Regions from separate parts of the Homo sapiens genome. Here region 1 is linked to region 2. A link is a contact called in ENCODE Hi-C or POLR2A ChIA-PET data. All regions are on one chromosome and are shown on one strand. The core of a region is the stretch at or near the end of the contact, and the rest is flanking DNA. Distances in the headings are between cores, read along the strand shown.

The links. A loop is a pair of places that touch in the nucleus more often than their neighbours do. ChIA-PET counts read pairs that join two places held with the same protein, here RNA polymerase II (POLR2A).
Region 1: a loop to region 2 is called in a map of gastrocnemius medialis, with 2.6 times the contacts of the local background. The contact joins the enhancer-like site here to the promoter of ACSF2 in region 2. A Hi-C loop is called at or near these places in 1 of 168 maps with a recorded cell type or tissue (gastrocnemius medialis). POLR2A ChIA-PET finds 5 or more read pairs at or near these places in 1 of 52 experiments (activated CD4-positive, alpha-beta T cell).

Annotation. Positions count from the first base shown.
Region 1 is chr17:50,944,350-50,950,090 of GRCh38, reverse strand. It overlaps LOC124904029 (a long non-coding RNA gene), which reads left to right. Exons shown (of 2, transcript XR_007065849.1): 2 at 1-1,038. LOC124904102 reads left to right here and starts at 4,921. Exons shown (of 2, transcript XM_047437263.1): 1 at 4,921-5,041; 2 at 5,460-5,741. The coding sequence starts at 4,921. RefSeq lists silencers at 5,270-5,329, 5,340-5,389, 5,450-5,509 and enhancers at 4,460-5,342, 5,343-5,741. Within about 2 kb of position 1,655, at least 22 of the 41 ENCODE cell types and tissues checked have a DNase peak (open chromatin) inside an H3K27ac peak, as active enhancers do; they include gastrocnemius medialis, where a contact is called at or near this core.
Region 2 is chr17:50,424,061-50,429,552 of GRCh38, reverse strand. It overlaps ACSF2 (acyl-CoA synthetase family member 2), which reads right to left and starts at 3,335. Exons shown (of 16, transcript NM_025149.6): 1 at 3,164-3,335. The coding sequence starts at 3,291. RefSeq lists a silencer at 3,203-3,522 and an enhancer at 3,259-3,803.

The DNA.
Region 1 (5,741 bases), core at 406-2,905, 520 kb before region 2:
GGCATCTGCGTCAGCAGCTCTGCCCTTTGACTTTTAATTCCCAGGAGAGGAGGGTGGAGGCAGTCTTGGCCATCGGGACTAATTATTTGTGATTCGATTCAACCAGCAGTTTATTGGGGTTTGGACTGGCTTCCTGCTCTCCTCTCAGCCTCCCACACCCCAGCTTTATGGCCCTGTTCTCCTTCGGAAGCTGAGAACAGAGAGCAGGAGTGGCTCTGCAGCAGACACCCCGGTTCCTCTTGGTCTCCTGATCTCGGGATGTCCTGTGGGAAGTTAAGCTTATAAAATGCTTTGAGTCCCTAGAGAGAGGTGGCCCCAAGCTCATGCCCAGCCCAGGCCCTGGGCCCTCCTAGGCCGGCCTCCTGTTCTACCTGGGCTTGTTCGGACCTGTCCCCAGGTGGGCCGGGCTGGGCCAGGAGAGGGGCGCCAGCCTCCCAGCTGTCCAGGTTAGGGGGTGCAGGGCTCAGAAGGGATGGGGGTGGAGCAGGCACCGTGGAACCTGCGAGGCTCCCAGGCCCCAGGGCCCCTGTCAGCGTCTACTGTCCCTCTATATTCGGCCACAGCGTTATTGCCATGTCCTCTCGGGACAGGCAGCCAGCCCGACCCATGATGTCTCCTCCAAGGGCCTGGACTATTTTGGAACCAGCCTTGGGGGTGCTGGGGGAGGCCGAGGTGGGGTTTAAGGGAAGATTGCCTCGCGGCTCCCGGTCAGGGATGAGCAGAGGGTGTGTGGCATGGGGAACTGGCCCCTAGGCCCTTCTCAGAATTCCCAGTACAGTTACGTGAATGTTCCTTCTGCTCAGGTTTCCTGGGGATGCCTAGGCTGGGGCCTCAGGGGCTGAGTCTGGGCAAGAACCCAGCCCCTCCTCCCCCCGGGAGAAGCTTCCAGCTGTTTAGATTCATCCCTCAATTAAAAAACATTGCCCCCCTGTGCCAGGTTTCACCCAGAGCCACGTACAAGCTAGCCCAGTGGGTCTCAGCCTTTCGGATTTCTCACATCACTAACATTTCAAAAAAATAAAAAAATTTAGGATCTGACGTCGTCACCAGTTTTGTTTTTGCGACAGAGCCTCGCTGTGTCACCCAGGCTGGAGCGCAGTGGTGCCATCTCAGCTCACTGCAACCCCCGCCTCCTAGGTTTAAGCGACTCCTGTGCCTCAGCTTCTCGAGTAGCTGGAATTACAGGCGTCCGCCACCATACCCAGCTAATTTCTGTATTTTTAGTAGAGATGGGGTTTCACCATGTTGGCCAGGCTGGTCTCAGACTACTGGCCTTAAGCGATCTGTCCACCTCGGCCTCCCAAAGTGCTGGGATTTCAGGCATGAGCCACCACACCAGCTAGTCACCAGTTTTTTTATTTTGCTGAGTTTGAGGTCATTAAAAGGAAATGTCAAAGGAAAGGTCCTTTTGTGCTCACACACACAGACACACACAGACACAGACACACACACACAGACACACACACGATTGAAAATACAAAGCTCAGATAAAAGGACAGTCTTTTGGATTGAGTAAACCTAGCTTTAGTAAAACCTCACTATATTGTCCTTATTTTTCTCATTTTGCTGCTGGCAGATGAGAACATGGCGATGGCTGGCACTGGGCACCGGCTGAGGGACTTGTGCTCCAGGAACTGTTGGTCTTGCCACTCCTCCGCCTGGGCCCAGTGCCAAGGGCAGCCAGCTCTGCTCCGGGGAACCCCTCCCCAGCACGTATCTCCCAATCTCTCATGCACCGGTCACTGCCACTTTTGCTTCTATCTTCCTGTCCTCCATGCCCCTCCCCCAATATTTGCAGGAGGGGGAAGGTGGGGAGCAGGCTTCACACAGCTCCCAGACTAAAGATGGCACCGCTAGCCGATCACTGCAGCCCAGAGTCCACCCATGGGGAAGTCACACGTCGCCCGCTCCTTGGAGGGGGTCTCTGCTGTGGAAGGTGCTGGTCTGGGCAGGGTCAAGAATTCCAGAGTGGCCACCGCTTCCTGGCCATGGGATCTGAGATGAGTCCCAGAACCTCCTTCCTTGAGCTTCAGCTTCTTGTTCTATAAAATGGGCATATTAACTCCTCATCACAGGGCTGGTGCAAGGGTGGTGTGAGTGACAGAATGTTTGTGAAAGTCCTTGCTGAGCTATAAAGCTTAGGTAGGGGTAGTTATTATTACGATGGGAAACTAGTAAATGGCTGAAGAAAGAGCAGCCCAAAAGCTGACCTCAGCCTCTGGGTACGAAGACAGTGCTCACACCCACCCCCAGGTCTGTGATCTGGGGCCCCTCCAGCCCCACAGAGGAGCAACGCCAGCCTGACCCCATGAGTCAGCAATGCCAGGGCTGGACCACGGCATTCTGGAAGTCGGAACTAGGCCTAGTCTGTGTTGGAGACAGGGTCTGCTGTGTTTTTGGAGAGAGGGTCTGCTTCTGTTGACTTGTAGTGGCCCCACTATGTGGTTATTGCAGCCGACGGCCCCTCAAATTGTAGAGAAGTGTGCGAAGGGCCTCCCCAAGGCGGAGCCCCTTTTGGATGGATGGAGGTTTGAGGATTCAAGGTGTTCGCGGAGGATCGGATTTTAAGGGCTGTCCCCGCCCCCGCTGTGTCACTGTGGGGCAGTGTGGGAAACACGCCCACCCATGTTCCTAGTCCAGTTCACCATTCACTCTAGCTGTGTGGCTGCCTCTCCCAGCCTCAGTTTCCTCATCTGTCAAATAGGGACAAGAGGCCTTACCTTCCAGGGCTGTTGTTAGCTTATTGGGACCCCATGCAACAGTCCCTGGAGGGTTTTCAGTCCAAGGGAGCCCCCTGCAGACCCTCCAGGAGGTCCTCCCCACAAAGGGAATCCAGCGGTCCTGAGGAAGCATGAGCCTGGGCTGCCTCCCCACCCAGAGTGGATCCCCCACCCAGCCGGCCTCCAGCGCCCTGCCCCCTCTCCCCACCTGCTCAGTAGTCTGGTCATGAAGTCATTGCCACCTTCCCCAGCCTGCACCCCCACCACCCCTGCCCCCATGCTGACATCCCATTTGGCAAAGAGGTTGGAAAAGCCGCTGACTCTTCCAGACCCTGAGTTCATTGACTGGTCAGGGCGCATCGGCCACAGGCTGACCATGTGGCCAGAGGGGGGTTTGCAGAGTGAGGGAGTGGCCCCTCCAGGCCTTCCTCCCCTGCCTCAAGCCTCCCCCTGACCACTAAGACACTCCTCCAATATCCGCCCACACCCCAACTATACATACCTGACCTACACACATGTGGCCCACCCCCTACACACTTGCTGCAGACACTCCTTACACCCCTCGTAAACACATGCCAAGCACACACTCCCCTGGGCAGCCACCTACCTACTGAGGCACACCCAGCACACCAGACTCCCACACATATGTGTATGTGCCACTCCCTCATACGCTGGTGTGAGCTGTTGGGCACCACCAGCTACCCACGGCCACAGCTACTCCTGGTCCACCATGGCCCAGCCTCTTGGGCTGCATCAGGCAGATGCACCTGGCCTGAGCCAGGCTCTGGTGGGAGGGTCTCTGGCCTGGGGGGGGTCTCTAGATCAGAGGCACAGGCGGCCAGACTTGAAACGCCTCATCTCAGCCAACCCCTTCACTGCTCATTTGTGGAAACTGAGGCCCAGAGAAGGCAAGGAGTGGTCAGGGGCTGGTCACGTCACACAGGCAAACTCCTCCCAAGCGCCTCCAAGTGTCTGAGAGCGTGGCAGAAAGGCGGGCAGCCCAGGCTCCCTCCGCCCTCAATGCGCTCCTCAAATGTCCTGACTCAGTGGGTCCTCTTCCATGAGTTCTTCCAGGATGACGCCCAAGACTGGGTGAGCTTTTCACCCTCTGCCCTGGGTGCAAGGTCATTTGAAGCTAGGCAGGGGGCACACCCACTGTTGGGCCTCAGCCTTCACAGGCTCAGGATGTTAGTGTCTCACATAGCCTTGGCCTTGCTCAGCAAATACCCAGCGCAGGCTGCAGTCCCACAATGCACTACAAGCCTGGCCCTCCCACTCCCTGCCTCAGTCTCCCTCCCTAAGACTCACCCATCAGGGCCCTCAGCAACTGCCTAGACTGTGGCTCCATCATGGGGCCCTAGGCTCCAGGGAAGGACTCTCTTTCCCTTGGACTGTCAGCTCCACAGGATAAGGATTTTTGCCTGGAAAGGTGCCTGGCACCTAGTAGGTGCCTTAAAAAAAAGCTGTTGAGGCTGGGCAACGTGGCTTATGCCTGTAATCCTAGCACTTTGGGAGGCCAAGGTGGATGGATCACAAGGTCAGGAGTTCGAGACCAGCCTGGCCAATATGGTGAAACCCCATCTCTACTAAAAATACAAAAATTAGCCAGGCATGGTGGTGGGCACCTGTAGTCCCAGCTACTCAGGAGGCTGAGGCAGCAGAATTGCTTGAACCCAGGAGGCGGAGGTTGCAGTGAGCTGAGATCACACCACTGCACTCCAGTCTGGGCGACAGAGCAAGACTCCGACTCAAAAAAAAAAAAAAGTTTTGAATGGTCCTGGCGTGCAGTGGCTCATGCCTGTAATCCCAACATTTTGGGAGGCCAAGGCAGGAGGATCGCTTGAGGCCAGAAGTTCAAGACCAGCTTGGGCAACATAGCAAGACCTCTACAAAAATGTTTACAATTAGCTGGGCATGGTGGCACATACCTGCAGTCCTAGCTACTCAGGCTGAGGCAGGAGGCTCACTTGAGCCTGGGAGTTTGAGGCTGCAGTGAGCTTTGATCCCACCACTGCACTCCAGCCTGGGTTGACAGAGCAAGACCCTGTCTCAAAAATAAATACATAAAATAAAAATGTGTTGAATGAATGGGCCAATCTTGCGACCCCAGCCTCCTTTCATGAGGCTTCTCCAGACCAGAATCAAGAGTTCTGGGAGCCGTTGGGAAAAACCATCAGGCAGGAGCCGGGGTCTGCCGTGGATGGCTGTGGGACCCCGACGCAACCACCTTCCCCTATGGCCTTCAGCTGCCATCGAGCAACGACGGCCTGGCTGTTGGAGGATGCGGTTTGCAGCCTGTGATTCTGGGACCACCTGTGCAGGTGCTGCCCCAACCAGGGCTGGCTGGCCCCCACTGGCTTGGGAGAGGGCACCCCTTTGGGCAGACACGGGCTGGGGAGCCCTATATTGTAAATAAGGCGGTCACTCAGAATAGACCAGGACATTGGCAACTCGGGAAGCCATCAAACACGAGTAGCTCCTGCTCCCCGCTTCCCCCCCACCCGCACTCCACCGCCCGCCACTCACATGTGGCGGGGCCGCCGCAGGAGCGCAGGGAGGCTCCGGGTCAACATCCTGCTTCCTGCAGGGCCTCCCGCGGGGCGGGCGGGGGAGGGCGCACAGAGGGGTGTTTGTTCGCAGCGGGCGGCGGGGAGGAGATAGATGCTAATCGCTGCGGATCGCCCGCCCCAGCTTAAGGTCAGGAGGTAACGCGACCCGCGGTTATAAATAACCGCTCAGGGCGGCGGCCGAGGGCAGCGCGCTGGACCCGCGCCCCTCGCCAGCCGCCGGGCCGGCTTGATTACTGCCCTCCCCGGCCCGACCGCGGGCACCTGAACGCCGACAGCAGAGCACGGCGACCTCTGGGGCTAGCGCGCAAGGTCAGACCAGGTCCAGGGCTTCCCTGCCCTCTGCGGGGACCCTGGAGCACCGACAGCCCCACCTCCCCACCTCCAAGCCCCACTCCCATCTCCCACCAGGGGCAAGAAGGTGGAGGGAGGCCAGCGGACACAACCCGAGGAC
Region 2 (5,492 bases), core at 2,086-4,585:
GAGCGAAATTCCACCTCAAATAAAAAAAAAAGAAAAAGAGAAAGACTCTGAACAGCCCTGCGTCAAACGGAGAGGAGGACGTCCAGCAGACCCAAGGACTGGACATGTAGCTGGGTGGAAGTCACCATCTTGGCAATCAGCTAGGAGAAATAATTGGGTTCCAGAAAGAGGCCACCAATCAGGGGATCCTCTCCTACTTTCAAATCAGTCAGAATTCCCACCCAGACACCAGTCAAGGGTTTCCAGGGATCAGCCCTGCCTCAAAGGAAAGGCTGAGAACAAGAGCAAGCTTGTTTTATTCATCAGCCCAACAACACAGCAAGAAGGTAGTAAGTAATGAACTAACTAGCTCAGAGGTTAGATAACATGCCCGAGGTCATACAACCAACAGGGAGAGGACCCAGGGCTGTCATCCAGGATAGTCTAACTTCAAAGCCCTTGCTCTTTTCTCTCAGGCAAAACCAGGGTCTGGTAAGTAATAGGCCTGGGTGTTGGGCAACAGGAAAGCAGGCTGTGTGTGAGCAGATCGGAGAAAACAGAGGACGAAAGTCCAAGCGCATTCCTCACCATGGCACTTGCAACACCGAATAGTGCTCACCTTGATTTATTTCTCCTCCTACGAGGCTGCAAGTTCCTGGCAGGGTGAGGACTGAGTTCTGTGGCCTCTATATGCACAGCATGTGCTAGCATGACGCAGAATCTGTTCTCAGGAATGTTTGCTGATGGTTTCAGCCCTGAGGCTTCTTTTTTCATTTTTATTTTTATTTTTTTGAGATGAAGTCTTTCTCTGTCACCCAGACTGGAGTGCAGTGGTGCAATCTCAGCTCAGTGCAACCTCCGCTTCCCAGGTTCAAGTAATTCTCCTGCCTCAGCCTCCCAAGTAGCTGGGATTACAGGCATGTGCCACCACGCCAGGCTAATTTTATATTTTTAGTAGAGATGGGGTTTCTCCATGTTGGCCAGTCTGATCTAACTCCTGACCTCAAGTGATCCGCCCACCTCAGCCTCCCAAAGTGCTGGGATTACAGGCATAAGCCACCATGCTTGGCCTTTATTTTTATTTATTTATTTTTGACATGGAGTCTCCCTCTGTCACCCAGGCTGGAGTGCAGAGGTGCAGTCTTGGCTCACTACAACCACCGCCTCCCAGGTTGGAGCAATTCTCCTGCCTCAGACACCCTAGTAGCTGGTATTACAGGCACATGCCACCACGCCCGGCTGATTTTTGTATTTTTAGTAGAAACGGGGTTTCACCATGTTGGCCAAACCGGTCTCCTGACTTCAAGTGATCTGCCTGCCTGGGCTTCCCAAAGTGCTGGGATTACAGGCATGAGCCACCCACCCAGCCTTTATTTTTATTTTTTGAGTCTAGGTTTTGCTCTGCTGCTCAGGCTAGAGTGCAGTGGCATGATGACGGCTCAATGCAGCCTTGAACTCCTGGGCTCAAGTGATCCTACCACCTCTGCTTTCCAAAGTGCTGAGATTACAGGCATAAACCACCTTGCCTGGCCTGAGCCCTGAGGCTTCTGAAGGGGAAAGTAGGAGAGAAATCAGGTAAAACCATCACAGTCAGACAATAAGGGTGCAGGCACAAGGGAGTGGAAGGGGCAGAAAGAAAGTAGGCCAAACACTCAGAAAATCATCTGTCTGGATAAATGAGTCTCCTCCTGACACAGCAATAAGAATTTCTCTGAAGCTTGGTGCTCTCAGAGGTCCCAGGGCTGTAGCAGGTAAGTGACCTGTTTTGTTTATAGATAAAAAAAAGTCAAAGGTCAGAAATGTTGCCATGTGGCCTGATTTATTACTTATTTATTGGTTTGTTTGTTTGTTTTCTATTGGGCAGCCTCCTGAGCCAGAGTAGGCTGAGAGACTTCCCCTGTGGCCTGATTTAGTGTGATAAAATATGTACACTTTGGGAAGTAACTTTCCTCAGAGTCCTCCCAGCCTGAGGGGGCAGCCATGAGTCCAGAGGAGAGGCTTAAGAGACTAGGGGGTCAGGGGAGGGCCGAACTTGTCTAGGGAGACCCTGGGAAGTAGTGAGTGACTTCCCAGGGTCACTGGGAAGAGGACCCCACTGTCCTCATCTCAATCCCATCTACTGACCAGCCTTGATCCACTTAGTTTTCTCAGCAAATTAGGCAGAGTGATGTTAAGGCATTGCATGCTTTCTAGCATTCAGAAATCAGCAAGTTCAGAAAGTGTGATCTTGGAGTTCTAGCCAAAAAGGAGTCTGCATGTCCCTCCAACTCTTCCTACTTAGCCTTTTTAAAAACAAAAACAAATCTAGTTCTCTGAGACACAGCTTTGTTCTGACTTCTCCCTTTTCCATGTCCAGGCCCACACCCCATCTGATGTTGCTGAAAGTGCTGTCCTGACCATAGACTTAGTATCTGGCCGAGTTGAGTGGTAGGACAGGCTCAGTAGTGCACAGGGCTCCCCAGTGGTGCTGCTGAAGCTAACAGCCCTGATAACATGAGTGGCAGCCTGCTCTCTGTGTCTCAAGCACTTTCACATTTGCCATCTCACGGGGTCCTCCCAAGGACTGGTCACACCGGGAAGGCAGCTTTACTTACTGTGCTGCTGCAGAGGCAGTGAAGCTACTGGGAACTGAAATCCTCTGCCTGCCAGCTTCCATCCCACCCCTTGCACTGAGGACAGAAGGAAATAGGCCCAGGAGTAGGCAGCAAAGAATTAAAGCCATGTTAGTGAGCAGCTGATGAGGAGACAGGAGACTGCTAAGTTTAGTGGCCTGGGTCGGGGAGACTGGGGCTGATCCCCAAGTTTGCCCATGAAGGGGTTCCAACTCAGAGGCAGTGTCCTGGGGGTACAGCCCAGGCCTTGGCCCTTGCCCCTCCCCATCGGAATATTCTCCTTAAAGCCCACACTCCTTGCCCTCTGTGCCCATAAAGGAGAAGGAATCGAGAGTCTTGGACCAGAACTCGAAGTCACTGCAGCCACCAACCAAAGCCCCCTCCCCACCCAAGTCCACCAGGCCAAGCCAGCTTTTCCTATTGCCTAGGTGCTGGCGGGGGGCGGGGGAGGGGCGGGTACCTTCCCCCCAGTGCACTCGTCCAGAGGTGGGGCTTCCGAAGCTCGCCGGGACCTCCAAGTTCCTCTCCCGGGGAACTGCCCCGCCCCCTCTCTTCCCGCGGGGGGCCAGTACCTGAGGAAGCGGACACCCTGCAACCTGGCTTCCTGCCAACTCCGAGAGAGGGCGGCCCGGGCCCCCAGCACCCCCGAGCTCCCGGCGCACAGCCTCCCCAGGCGCAGCATCCCGACGTAGACAGCCATGGCTCGCTTTGCCCTGCGTCCCGGCCCGAGTAAACTTTTAAAGTGAGCCGGGGCGGGGCGGGCGCGCAGCGGGCGGGGAGGCGGGGAGGGTGGCCTCTGCCTATGGGGTGCGGCGGATTCGGTCTCCGCCGGCGGGGCGGGGCGGGGCGCGGCGGCGGCGACTTCGCGCGGGGCCACCTTCCCCTCCGACCCCGCGGCCCTCCCCCTCCCACCCTCGAAGAATAGCCCTGGTTTCCTCTGGATCCGAAGGCCCCAGCTGCAGTCCGAAACAGATCTTCCTCGCGACCATCCTCAGGGGCCTGGATGTTAGAAGCGCAAAAATTTGTTGATTTCCTAGAGGGAGAGCCAGCAGCACATCCGTGAGGGGCCAGATGGCAAGGTCAAGATCCATCCATCCCCTGCCCCCTCGGGTCACGTGCTGGCCCCGCTACTTGCGAGCCGGGGGCCAAAGGAGCAGGCGCGAAGCGTCCTTGAGGCATGCCAGCTGGAGCAGAGGGCCCCGCGGGGTTGGGGAGGCAGCCAGAACAAAGGGTGTCGCGGGTGAGCCCCCTGCGGGCCCGCTGGCGCCAGAGTCCCAGCTGAGGCCAGATGTCAGCTTCAGAAGGAACACCAGTTGTACCCCATCTCACAGGAGGCATCCTCCCATCCCTCCTCGGCGCCTCTGCCTTGACCTTCTGCACAGGGTTGGGGGCCGGACACGTAAGGTGGCCTCAGGGACTGGGACCTGTGTATTTCATCCTCCATCTGCCTGTCTTGGGGCCTGTGGCACAGTTCCCTGTGCTGCCCCAGGTGTGAATGGAAAGCAACCCTATGCCCCTCCTTAGGGTTCCTGAGGCCCAGGGGTGAGTGGGGTACTAAGACCTGGGCAGAGCTGCGGGACAGAGAAGGTGATAGCTCTGGTCCTGGCTAGGAAAAGTGGCACTGGGCACCAAAGAGTAGCACAGTTTATACCTGTTCCAGGTCCACACTGCCTCGGCCTAGCCATGACTCTTCCTCTAGAGAAGGAGCTGGAGAAGAATGGGGCAAAGGCCCTGGCAGTGTGACCTCCCCTCTCCTGACTGGAGGAGATGAAGTAAACCCTGCCAGGCAGAAGGGGTGGCTGAGAGTGGAGCCTGGCCTGAGGTGACCTTTGCCCTTATCTGGGAACTCTGGCTCCACTTGGGTCATGAGAAGGAGTCCATGCTGGGCCTCTTTATGATCTTGAGCGTGACCTCAAATCCTCCCTGGAACCCCGGTTCCTAGGGAGGGTCCCCACACTTCAGTTTCTGTGGGGTTGGGGCAGGAAGAGACAGAGGAACAAAGAGATCACCGGAGGCTGGGCCTGCAAGGGTGTGCTTTCCTAATTAGACTAACTGTCTTTGATAGCGGACCAGGGAATGTGGAGGGCTGGGGCATTCACAAGTCTGGGTTCCCAGCCGTGGCTGGCAGGCTTAGCCTCTAGCATGCTGGGTGACCCTGGGTAAACCACTGTCCCTCTCTTGGCCTATGAAGTGTGGGGTGGGTACTGATCTTGTAGGTCCTTCCACTCTTCTGGCTAGTTTGAGGGTCAGTCCTAGAGTGGGAGAGAAGTGAGTTCCTCCTTGAACTTTGCTCCAGCCTCGGCTTTTCAAGACACTGGGCTTTCCTGACTCTTCCTAGGTGCACAGGCCGTGGCATCATAGCCATCAGTTTCAGGGTATCTTGTACATGCCAGGCTCTTCAAGGACATTTTCTCTGACCCTCACAAACACCCTGCAAGGAACAGGCATGGCTTGGAATGTGTCTTTGTTTTTATGGATGAAGAAACTGAATCCCAAAGAGGTTCAGCTTCTTAAACATAGGCCAAAGCTCTGCCAGTAGTCTCTTTGTGGCTTTGGGCAAGTCACGGGGCCTCTCCAGCCTCGTTATCTGTCAAATGGGGATAATAATACCAACTTCACGCAGAGGGCTGGGTAAGAATTGAGTAGGTGGCACAGAACTGGTAGTCGGCCAGTTTTCAGTGATTGTTTCTTTTTCCATCCTCTCCTTCCTCTTGTGTCTTCACTCTAAGACCTTCCTCTGTGTAGGAATTGCAAACCTTTTTTAGGAGGGAGAATTGTTTTATTTGTGCAAAGCCCTGGTAGGCACTGGTTCTGTGGATGGGGAGGAGGGCTGGGAGAAAGTCAAGACGGCTGGTGGAAGTCCGTGAGTCATGGTGGGGGAATCACGTTGACCCGCATTCT